3 separate regions of the Homo sapiens genome follow, and all the other regions are linked to region 3. Evidence: chromatin contacts called from ENCODE Hi-C or POLR2A ChIA-PET data. All regions are on one chromosome and are shown on one strand. The core of a region is the stretch at or near the end of the contact, and the rest is flanking DNA. Distances in the headings are between cores, read along the strand shown. Region 1 overlaps OGDH (oxoglutarate dehydrogenase). Region 2 overlaps ZMIZ2 (zinc finger MIZ-type containing 2). Region 3 holds the start of POLM (DNA polymerase mu).

What was found. Hi-C counts contacts between places; a loop is a spot of excess contacts on that map. ChIA-PET counts read pairs that join two places held with the same protein, here RNA polymerase II (POLR2A). Pooled maps may share reads with other maps.
Region 1: a loop to region 3 is called in a pooled map, with 11 times the contacts of the local background. The contact joins the enhancer-like site here to the promoter of POLM in region 3. A Hi-C loop is called at or near these places in 1 of 37 single-sample maps with no recorded cell type and 8 of 50 pooled maps. POLR2A ChIA-PET finds 5 or more read pairs at or near these places in 2 of 52 experiments (H1 and activated T-cell).
Region 2: a pooled map shows a loop between it and region 3 (4-fold over the local background). The contact joins the enhancer-like site here to the promoter of POLM in region 3. A Hi-C loop is called at or near these places in 1 of 50 pooled maps.

The regions. Positions count from the first base shown.
Region 1 is chr7:44,637,870-44,640,800 of GRCh38, forward strand. All of the region lies in intron 2 of OGDH (oxoglutarate dehydrogenase), which reads left to right. Among named protein-coding and RNA genes, the nearest start is that of OGDH, 33 kb to the left of the region's middle. RefSeq lists enhancers at 157-667, 513-632, 521-1,048, 1,113-1,262, 1,577-2,104. Within about 2 kb of position 1,487, at least 40 of the 41 ENCODE cell types and tissues checked have a DNase peak (open chromatin) inside an H3K27ac peak, as active enhancers do.
Region 2 is chr7:44,767,610-44,770,400 of GRCh38, forward strand. It overlaps ZMIZ2 (zinc finger MIZ-type containing 2), which reads left to right. Exons shown (of 19, transcript NM_031449.4): 19 at 1-2,272. The coding sequence ends at 14. Among named protein-coding and RNA genes, the nearest start is that of ZMIZ2, 20 kb to the left of the region's middle. RefSeq lists enhancers at 375-901, 736-875. Within about 2 kb of position 1,457, at least 29 of the 41 ENCODE cell types and tissues checked have a DNase peak (open chromatin) inside an H3K27ac peak, as active enhancers do.
Region 3 is chr7:44,081,280-44,084,492 of GRCh38, forward strand. POLM (DNA polymerase mu) reads right to left here and starts at 1,251. Exons shown (of 11, transcript NM_013284.4): 1 at 972-1,251. The coding sequence starts at 1,159. RefSeq lists an enhancer at 1,025-1,525 and a silencer at 1,237-1,816.

The sequences.
Region 1 (2,931 bases), core at 237-2,736, 560 kb after region 3:
ATCTGACACTCTTAGGAAAATGTTTATGTGTGGTAAGAACTTCATCAGAATCCCATAGCCCCTTGCAGGGCTCAGAAGTTGGCCTTTTGGGAGTGAGTGCTTTCCCGCACCCCTCCCCTGGCCCAGGACCCCTCACTCCTTCTGGCAGCTTCCTGCCCCTTGAATGTCATTTACAACCTTGCCCACTTACCTTAACATTTTAACCTTTTCCCCCTTATCAGTGACATTGTCATTGGTGGTCAGAGAATTAACTGTGTGTAACTGTATATTTGAGGCAAGGCAAGGGGACAGATATTTTCCTTACGTTATTAGTTGTGCAACAGAAGCCAATTAAGAGATTGGAGAGATGAATAACACTAGTGATGGGTTGCAACTTGGGTGTGGAGCTGGGCACACCCACGTACGTCATTGTGACTCAGAAGTCCCTGTCACCGCCCTGAGCCAAGTACTAAAGTAAGGCCCAAATACCACACTTACTTCATAAAGAAACCAAAGTCTGACTGCCTCCATTTCTCATGAGTGAAAAACTGTTTCTATTATAGGAAACTTAGGTCTTCAGTGTGTTTGATGGTAGCATGCTATTAGATTGTGTATTCTCAAGTCTGATTTTCCCCATTACTGTGCTTTCTCCTTTTCACTTCTGCTTTGTCACTTGGAATGTTTCTAGAAGTAGAAGTCACTGCCCCTGCCTACATCAGACTGCAATTCCGGGACATCCAGGCAACAGCAAGGGATAATTAGGAATAAATTTGGCTGGAAGAAAGGGAAAATGCAGCTTAGGCAGCCTAAACCAACAGGCTTATTTTTCTCACTCAGTAAGAGAGCTGAGGTCGCCTGACTCAGCTCAGGTTCTCAGTGAGCCATCAGCCACCAGGTGCCACCTTTCAGTGAGTGGGCTTCTATCCCTTCCAGGTGTCTCTTCATGCTCCATGGGAATTAGATGGGACATGCTTTGACTCTCTCTTCCAGAAGCTTTCTCTTCTTTTTGAAGGGGCTTCTGTTTGCGCTGGGTGGTCAATGACTCAGCCTAGTCTTGATTTATCCCCCAGGATGGGGACAGACAGCAGGGGAGAGATCTCAGGTTGAGATGAGTGTACAGTAAGGGCTGGGAGTATCAGAAGGGGAAACGCTCTCCCAGATAGTGACAAAGCTAAGCGACCATGTGAAGGGAGAGGACAAACATCCCATGGAAAGAAGGGTAGCTGCCAGGCCTGCGGGAAGGAAGGAGCATGATGCTGGGGCATGGGAGCAAGTGGACAGGGAGGGCTCTGCAGGTCCCCTGGAACCTAAAGCCAGGGGTTATGGAAGGCAGATCCAGATTCAGGTGTTCAGAGGATGAGGCAGGGGTGGGTAGTTTAAGGAGCTGGAGAAGAGGTATCTCCTTGGGGAGTGGAAGATGTTAGAGAGATACAGGGTTGCAGGACAACAGGGAGGTGGAAAGAGAGTGGGGGATGGACTGTGGCATCTGGGCCCCACCAGGAAGGAAGTGGCCCCATTGGTGACTCATACAGGGAGGGGTGGGGCCAGTGGGTGCCTGGGAGCTCTGGTACTTGGGCAGGTCTGGCTTCCTGCTGCCACATCTGTTGGGAGGTGAAGCCTGCAGGCCAAATAATGACCTTCATTTTCAAAGCCTTTTTGAATAAATAAACTTTTTTGAGGTTTAACTTACATATATTAAAATTCACTTGTTTTAAGTGTTTAGTGCAGTAGGTTTTGCCAAATGTGTGCAGTCACTACACTCGATACAAAACATTCTATCACTCAATTCAAAAACCTTTTAGTATACCTCCAGGTCTTGGCGCAAAGAGGGCTTGCTGTTGTTGGGTGTGGGGGCTCACCCAGTCCTGGAGACAGAATGGGCTCTTTGTCTGAAGGTGGGGCAGGGTGCTCCCCCAGTGGTGTGGGAACTGAGCCAACTGGAGAGTGAAGTGGGATGCATGGTGTAAGATGAATAAGGGAAAGGCTGCAGAAGTTGCATTCCCAGCATTTTCCTTCCCGGGGATTCCCAGCAGCTCAGCAGTACCGGTATGAACCAGTTTTTTTCTGACTGCCTCCAGCATGAGCTGAATTTCCGTCTGTGCAGTTATCCTCAGCCAATTGAAAATCACCTGGAGTTGTATTCCAAGCACAAAAGAAGGTCAGAGAGTGGAGGCCCGATGATCATGATCGCCCTGTCTCCAGGGCCTAGGCTGGAAGGAGTCCTGCAGCCTTTGTGGCTCAGGACCAGAGAGCTGACCTTGACCCTGACCTTGTGATCCCAGGCATCAGTGGCTGGAAATTCCTTTCATTTTATTGTTGAGCCCAGAAGCGCCCAGCTCTCTTTGGCAAGGTTAAGCTAGGGTAAGAGGCACTGTTACTAGAGTGACCAGAGTTCTTTAAGCGTCGCTCTGCTATTACTCAGTTAACCTTATTAATACCCTGCCTGGTGACTGCTGTGTGTAAATTCTGCCTGAGCCCACATCTCTCCAGTGGGAATATGATTGACATTCCAGGTGCTCTAAGTAAGTTGGAAAAGCCCACAGAGAGCCTCAGTAAAAGTTAGCTATACCTATCCCTGCTGCTATTGGTGGGTTTTTTTTGTTTTGTTTTGTTTTACTATTTTAATTGTTATTCAAAGCTAATTTTATTGAAAAGAAGTAAACTTGTGATTTTGCTATGACTTTTGGCTCTGGATCCAAAAGTGAATATTGTCCCCTAGGATAAAGGAGGCTGTCTGTACAGCTGGAGAGACTCTTGATCTAAGGTCTTGCTCTTGGGTGACTTTGCCCTGTGTTTCTGGACACTTAATGGGTTTTACGAAATAGAAGAAAATGTTTTAGGGGTTTAATAAAGTTTGGGTTGTGCTGTTCTCCAGTACTTACTGGGTTTGAGGGTCATGCCCTATCCATGAACCTGTTGTGGCCCCAGGGAACTAAGTAAGTGTCTACAGCT
Region 2 (2,791 bases), core at 207-2,706, 690 kb after region 3:
TTGAGAACAACTGATCCTGTGTTTACCCCAAGCCCGGCGGGGACACGCTCACAGATGTCACCACAGCCCTGCCCTTCATGCCCAGCCCCATGGGACACCCGGTGGTCTTTCCCAAACCTCCCCCAAAACACACCTGGAGCCAGAGCCTTCTGCCGCCAGCCCTGCCCCTGAATTGGAAGCAGCCCTGTGCTCGATGGGAGGGGCTCCCAGGCCGGCAGCCCTTGCCACCTCCCTCTGCCAAGCCTGCTGCTGCAGAACGGTTTTTGCTGAGGTGCCCCTGCCCAGCCCTGTCCAGCCTTGTCCACACACACATCTCACGCCCCTGGTCTCACAGCCTCACACCTTGTCCTTCCACCCCTGCCTGCCCCCACCCAGCCTGCTTCTTGTCCAGCATTGATCCTTCTGTTTCAACAACTCCTCCACTGGGCAGAGCTGGGCATCTGGCAGGGCTGGCTCTGTCCCCTGGGCCTTTGGCTCCAGTGGCCCCTGTGCCCAGCAGTCCAGCTCTTGGAACCTCGCTGAATGGCAGCCTCTTGGGGGCCTGGAGCTCTGGCAGCCCAGCCGTGTGTGGTGTCAGGTTCCTCTCCCCACCCCAGCTTCAAGCAGAGGCCTCGGGGTGGGGGAGCTACAAAGCACAACAATGTACATAGTGTAGAAACACTAACAGCTGGGAGAGGGGAGCCAGCTGTCCAGCCAGCATGTTCCTGTTGTACAGCCCGGTCTCCCTGCGCGCTCTGCTCCTTCCCATGTGCAGACAGATCAGGGAGGAACCTCCAATGGGTGGGGGACAGTGAGCTTCGGCCTGGCCGAGGTGGGTGGGTGGGCTCTCAGATTCAGCTCTGTGTAAAGATTCTCTAGCGGGCTGCGCTCCCAAGTTCCCCTTCTCTGTGAAAGTGAAGAATTAGTACAGCTGTGTTTTTTAAAGCCACCTCTCTGTCTCCACCCCATGGGCCCACACCCAGGTGGGGGAGGAGGAAGCCACTGCATCTGTTGGCTCAGGGCCCCAGCCTGTGCGAGCAGGGCGCCTGGGCTGTTGTGTCTCCTGTCTGTGCCGATCTCTATTAAAGGACTCCCTCTTGGTGGGCCTGGCCGAGTCCCTCCTTTGTGCTCCCAGGGACTATTTTCTCCTCGTAAGCCAGCGACCTGCCTAAAGCTTGGGCTGTGCCTGCAAAGCTTGTGCAGGACCTGGGGGCCAGGTCGACCTTCAAGTGGCTTTTGGGGCCCCAGGTTGAGCTCTGGATGTTTCAAGCCAAGGCTCGGCTATTCCCGCCCCATAGTAAATTTCCTTTTCCCTGGAATTTTCCAAGTTGGCTTCAGCTGAAGAGCTGTTTTGTGAAGCATCCCAGGCTTGCCCAGGAGAGACATTTGCCACTATGTCACCTTATCTGGGCTTGCCCTGGGGCACTGAGACAGTTGTTTGGCAGCCCCAGCCCAGCCAGGGGCTCATCCTTCTCAGCTCTTGTCCCTGGGAGGCCTCTGCTTGTCACTTCCCAGAGATTGCAGAGGTGTGTCCTGCCTACCATCTGCCTGTCCAGCTTGGTGGGGGTCCGGGTCACCATTTCCTCCAGTCCTGGGCCCCATCCTTGAGGGCCTTCCCAGCCAGCCAGCAGGAGAGGCAAGAACTGGGGGAACACAGGAACCTAGGGGAGGAGGGGAGCGCTGGGCATCCTCAGGCTGGCGGCCAAGGCCTGCCCCTGGAGGCACTAGAGGAGGGCATCTGTCTGTGGGAGCCCAGAGGCTGCAGGGAGGAGGAGGAGGGAGGTATCTGGTGTGAGCGTTGCCCCTGCGACATTTGGGACCACACAGGTGGGCTTCCTTATTCCCTGACAAAGCCTCTGTTTCCAGCTCTTCCGCCCTCTCTGGATGAGGGAACAGAAGTGGAGGAAACAAAAGAAGCAGCAGCACGCACAGTCCTGTCGCTGGGTGCGGAGACAGCCTGGCAAAGTCCCACTCAGCCATGGCCTGATGCAGGCCCCAGGCCCTCCTTTCTTGGGTGTCAAATGACTGTGTCCTGGACATCTGATGCACCACCTGCCCTGCCTGTTGCAAACGTGATGCTCCCGGATGGAGTGGAGAAACTAGGAGACTGGGACAAGCAAAAGGCTGCAAACAACCCAGAAGCCCATCCTCAGAAGACTGGAGAAATGATTGAGGAATGCATGGGCACCGTGGCCCTGTGCTCCATCACAAACACCTCTCAGAAACAACGTGGGATGAAAAAGCAAGACAGTTCATACAGTATGATGCCATTTTTATAAAGCTCAAAACCAAATATGTGTGGAATTCATACCCAGGTGCTAAAGTCATCAGGGAGGGCAGGGAGTCAGTACAACACAGTGCTCACCCGTGGGGAGGGGACGGAGCTGTGCTTAGGGAAGAGCAGAGATGCTGGAGGTTTTGAACCTCAGGGTCAGTGGTGGCTTCGTGGGTTTCACTTTGTCGTACTTTCTGTTTCACACATTTTCTTGTGAATGTGCCAAGTATTACATAAAAACCAAAAGGCTGACCAGACTTAACAGTGCTCCACCCAATAGCAGCAGAACACACGTTTCTAAGTGCACAGGGAACGTTCTCCAGGACAGACCACACGTTAGTGCACAAAGCAAGTCTCAGTAAATTAGAGATCGGAATCCTGCAAACCACCTTCTCCAATCACAATGGAATAAAACCAGAAATCCATACCAGAAGGAAAATGAAAATTCACACATACATAGAAATTGAACACACTTTTTAACAGCCAAAGGGTCAAAGGAGAAATCACGAGAAAAATTAGGAAATAGAGATGGATGAA
Region 3 (3,213 bases), core at 1-2,500:
CTGCCTGCCACATACTTGTTTGGCTCTTGGGCAAGCCACGTGTCTATACTTTGATTTCCTCTTCTGTAAAGCAGAGATAACATATCCACCCTGTGGGGTTGTTGTACAAAGATAGTGCCTTGTACACTCTAAGCTGCTATCATCCTCTCCTGAGTGGGTCTGGCGCACTACTGATCCCTGGTAATGTTAAAAAATCAAACACAACTGTGGGGGAATACTAGCCCCAGGTTCGTTTGCTCTCTCAACCTCCAAACTAGGGGGCACCCCCAGCTCCCTTACTCTGGGTGTTGTCTCTGTAGCCGCCATTTTTTCTTCTCTTGGTTCCCTTCCTACAAGAGCTTCTCAGTCGTGTTATTTACTCAGGCCTGAGGACAGAGGAGCCTGCGGGCTCCGGGCCTCTTGAGAAGTCAGTCTCGCTCACAGGTGGGACATAGCCCAGGCAGAAGGGCTGTTAGCAAATACGACTTTTTTTTTTTTTTTTTTTGAGACAGAGTCTCACTCTGTCGCCCAGGCTGGAGTGCAGTGGCGCGATCTCGGCTCACTGCAAGCTCCGCCTCCCAGGTTCATGCCATTCTCCTGCCTCAGCCTCCCGAGTAGCTGGGACTACAGGTGCCCGCCACCACCTCCGGTTAATTTTTTGTATTTTTAGTAGAGACGGGGTTTCACCGTGTTAGCCAGGATGGTCTCGATCTCCTGACCTCGTGATCTGCCCGCCTCGGCCTCCCAAAGTGCTGGGATTACAGGCGTGAGCCACCGCGCCCGGCCTACTGCTTATTAATTACCCCTGACCTCTGGTTTTGATTCTCGCAGTGATCCTTTAAAACACGCCTCGCCCTAATTAATAGCACCCTTTACAGAAGAGGAGATGGAGGCTCAGGGAAAGGTCACAAGACCACGAAGTGCCACTGCAAACTTAGAATCCAAAACCAGAAGTGCCATGGAAGCCCTCGCCGCGCCGCGCCGCCCCGCACCTGCAGGCGTCAAGGACGCGGAAGCCTTTGGAGCGCGCCAGGCCTGTGAGGAAGGCCCGGCGGCTGCGACCCATGCGAGGCTCGACCAGGTAGATGGCGACTCCCGGGAAGCGCGTCGAGGGCGGCGTGGAGGAAGCGGCATCGCCGCTAGGGGACCCGACCCGCGCTCGCCGCCGTTTGGGGAGCATTGGGACGACAGCCTCCAGCAGCGCGGAGCGAACGCAGAGGGAAACTCCGAGCGAGACGGAAGGAAGCCCCAGTGAGGCTGACGGAAGCGGGTGGGCGGGCGGGCGGCCGCCGGCTGGAAGAGGACGTGGCCCCGCCCTATGCAAATGAGGCCTCTCCGTGGGGCTCGCTACTTGGGCCAGTCGGAGCGCTGGGGAGGGTCCGGGCTCCTACAGGATTGGGTGTCCCGGCCGCTCCGGAAGACCCGCCTCCATGCAAATAACGGCAGAGGACCCGCCTTTTATTTAAATTAATGTCTCGGAAAGCGCTGTTCGGCCCCATTGGCCTCCGGGAGGAGAGGCTGGGCTGGAGCGGGGCGGGGAGGGTGTTGGAGGGGGTGGAGGAGGCGGGGTCAAGGGGGCGTCCCCGGCTAGGGAGGGTGAACTGGGACCTAGGCCCGGGCGGAGCGGGGTGGGCTGTGTCCTTGGCGCCGGGGCTGGGTCTAGGGTTGAGCCGGCGGCTCGGGGCGGACGCGTGCGGGCTGTGCCCGATCCCTCTGCGCTCGGGACTGTCACACGGAAGCCGGCGGGCGCAGGACCGACACGCGGGTTTCCAATGCGCTGGTGGGGCGGTCGCTTCAAACACGCGGGAAGATTTTTCAGTCGAATGGCATTAGGACAACTGGCAGGCCATTTGGAAAAATAGAAGTTGGTGCCCTTCCTCATTCCTTAACACCAAAATAAATTCCAGATGGGTCAAACATTTCCATCTAAAAAGGAAACCAACAACGTACTGGAAAAAAGTCGGTGAATGTTTTTATGATCTAAATATCACAATAAACTTGGAAACACTAAAGGAAAAGAATGATAAACTGGACTACAGACAAATTTTAAATCTGATTAAAAATTAGAGTCAGAAGATAAACTGGGATAAAGTGTGAGATATTTTGGAATTAAGATTATCTCATGATAATCTTATCAAATTGTCCATAGATAAAAAGACAATAATTTAATAGAAAAATTAGCAAAAAAACTCACGTAGATGATTCTTAGAAGAAATCCTGGTCAATAAATTTATGACCAGAGTGCCCAACCTGTCCAGTCGTTACAGAATACCTAAATGAGAATATCTTCAGTTGTGGGTTTATCAAACATTCAAAAAAATTGACCACACATGTTGAAGGTGCGAGGTAATTGGCAATCCATAGGAAGGACTGTGGAAGCCAATGTGGCAACCACATCCAACAAAATGAAAACAAAATAATACACATTGATCCAGCAATTCCTTTCCCAAGATTGGGATTGCATTGAATCTATAGATCAAGCTGGGGAAATCTGATGTCTTGATAATATCAAGTCTTCTGTCTATCTTATTTAGATATACTCCATTTGTAACCTCTGTTACGGTAGTGTGGCACTGCTCAGCCTAACTGATGGGACACCAGATCAGATGCAACCCCCTTCCACATGCCTCTCCTCATCACTGCCCCATCGTCCTCAGTCTTGAGCCCCAGACTCCTTGAGCACCTATCCTTTTTCTTTGGCTCCTCTCTGACATCTTTAGTGGGCTGGCTCTTCCCCATCTCTGCACTCAGAGCACAGGGCTGAGGGGAGTGGGGGAGATGGCTCAGCCCAGGCATCCTCTTGACCTCCTACACCATCTCCCAGCCTCCTAATTCATCTACCTCTTCAGGGCTGTAGAGCTTCCTGGGCCTCAGGACCCACATACAGAAGCCAGGAGGCCTGCGTATGGTCCCTCTCTCCCCATCCTCCCCTTGTGCCAGCAGGGATGGGCAGGCTCTAAGGGTCTTCGTCTGTGGATCTGGCTCCTACCCTTCTCAAGGAGGAGGCTCTGCCCAAATATCCCCTGAGCAGATCCCTCTAGCTGTCTAAAACCATTTCTGTTCCTTTTAATGTCCTCTGTCTGGCCAGAGCACCTGGGCTCCCCTTGGAGCCCTTGTTCTCTCCTGGGAAGGCAGAGGCAGTTTTTAAGACTATGAGACCTGAATACTTAAAACACTGGGCAACTGTGCAAAAATGTTTGTGCAAGGAATCTCATCCAAATGACAGTGGAAGAA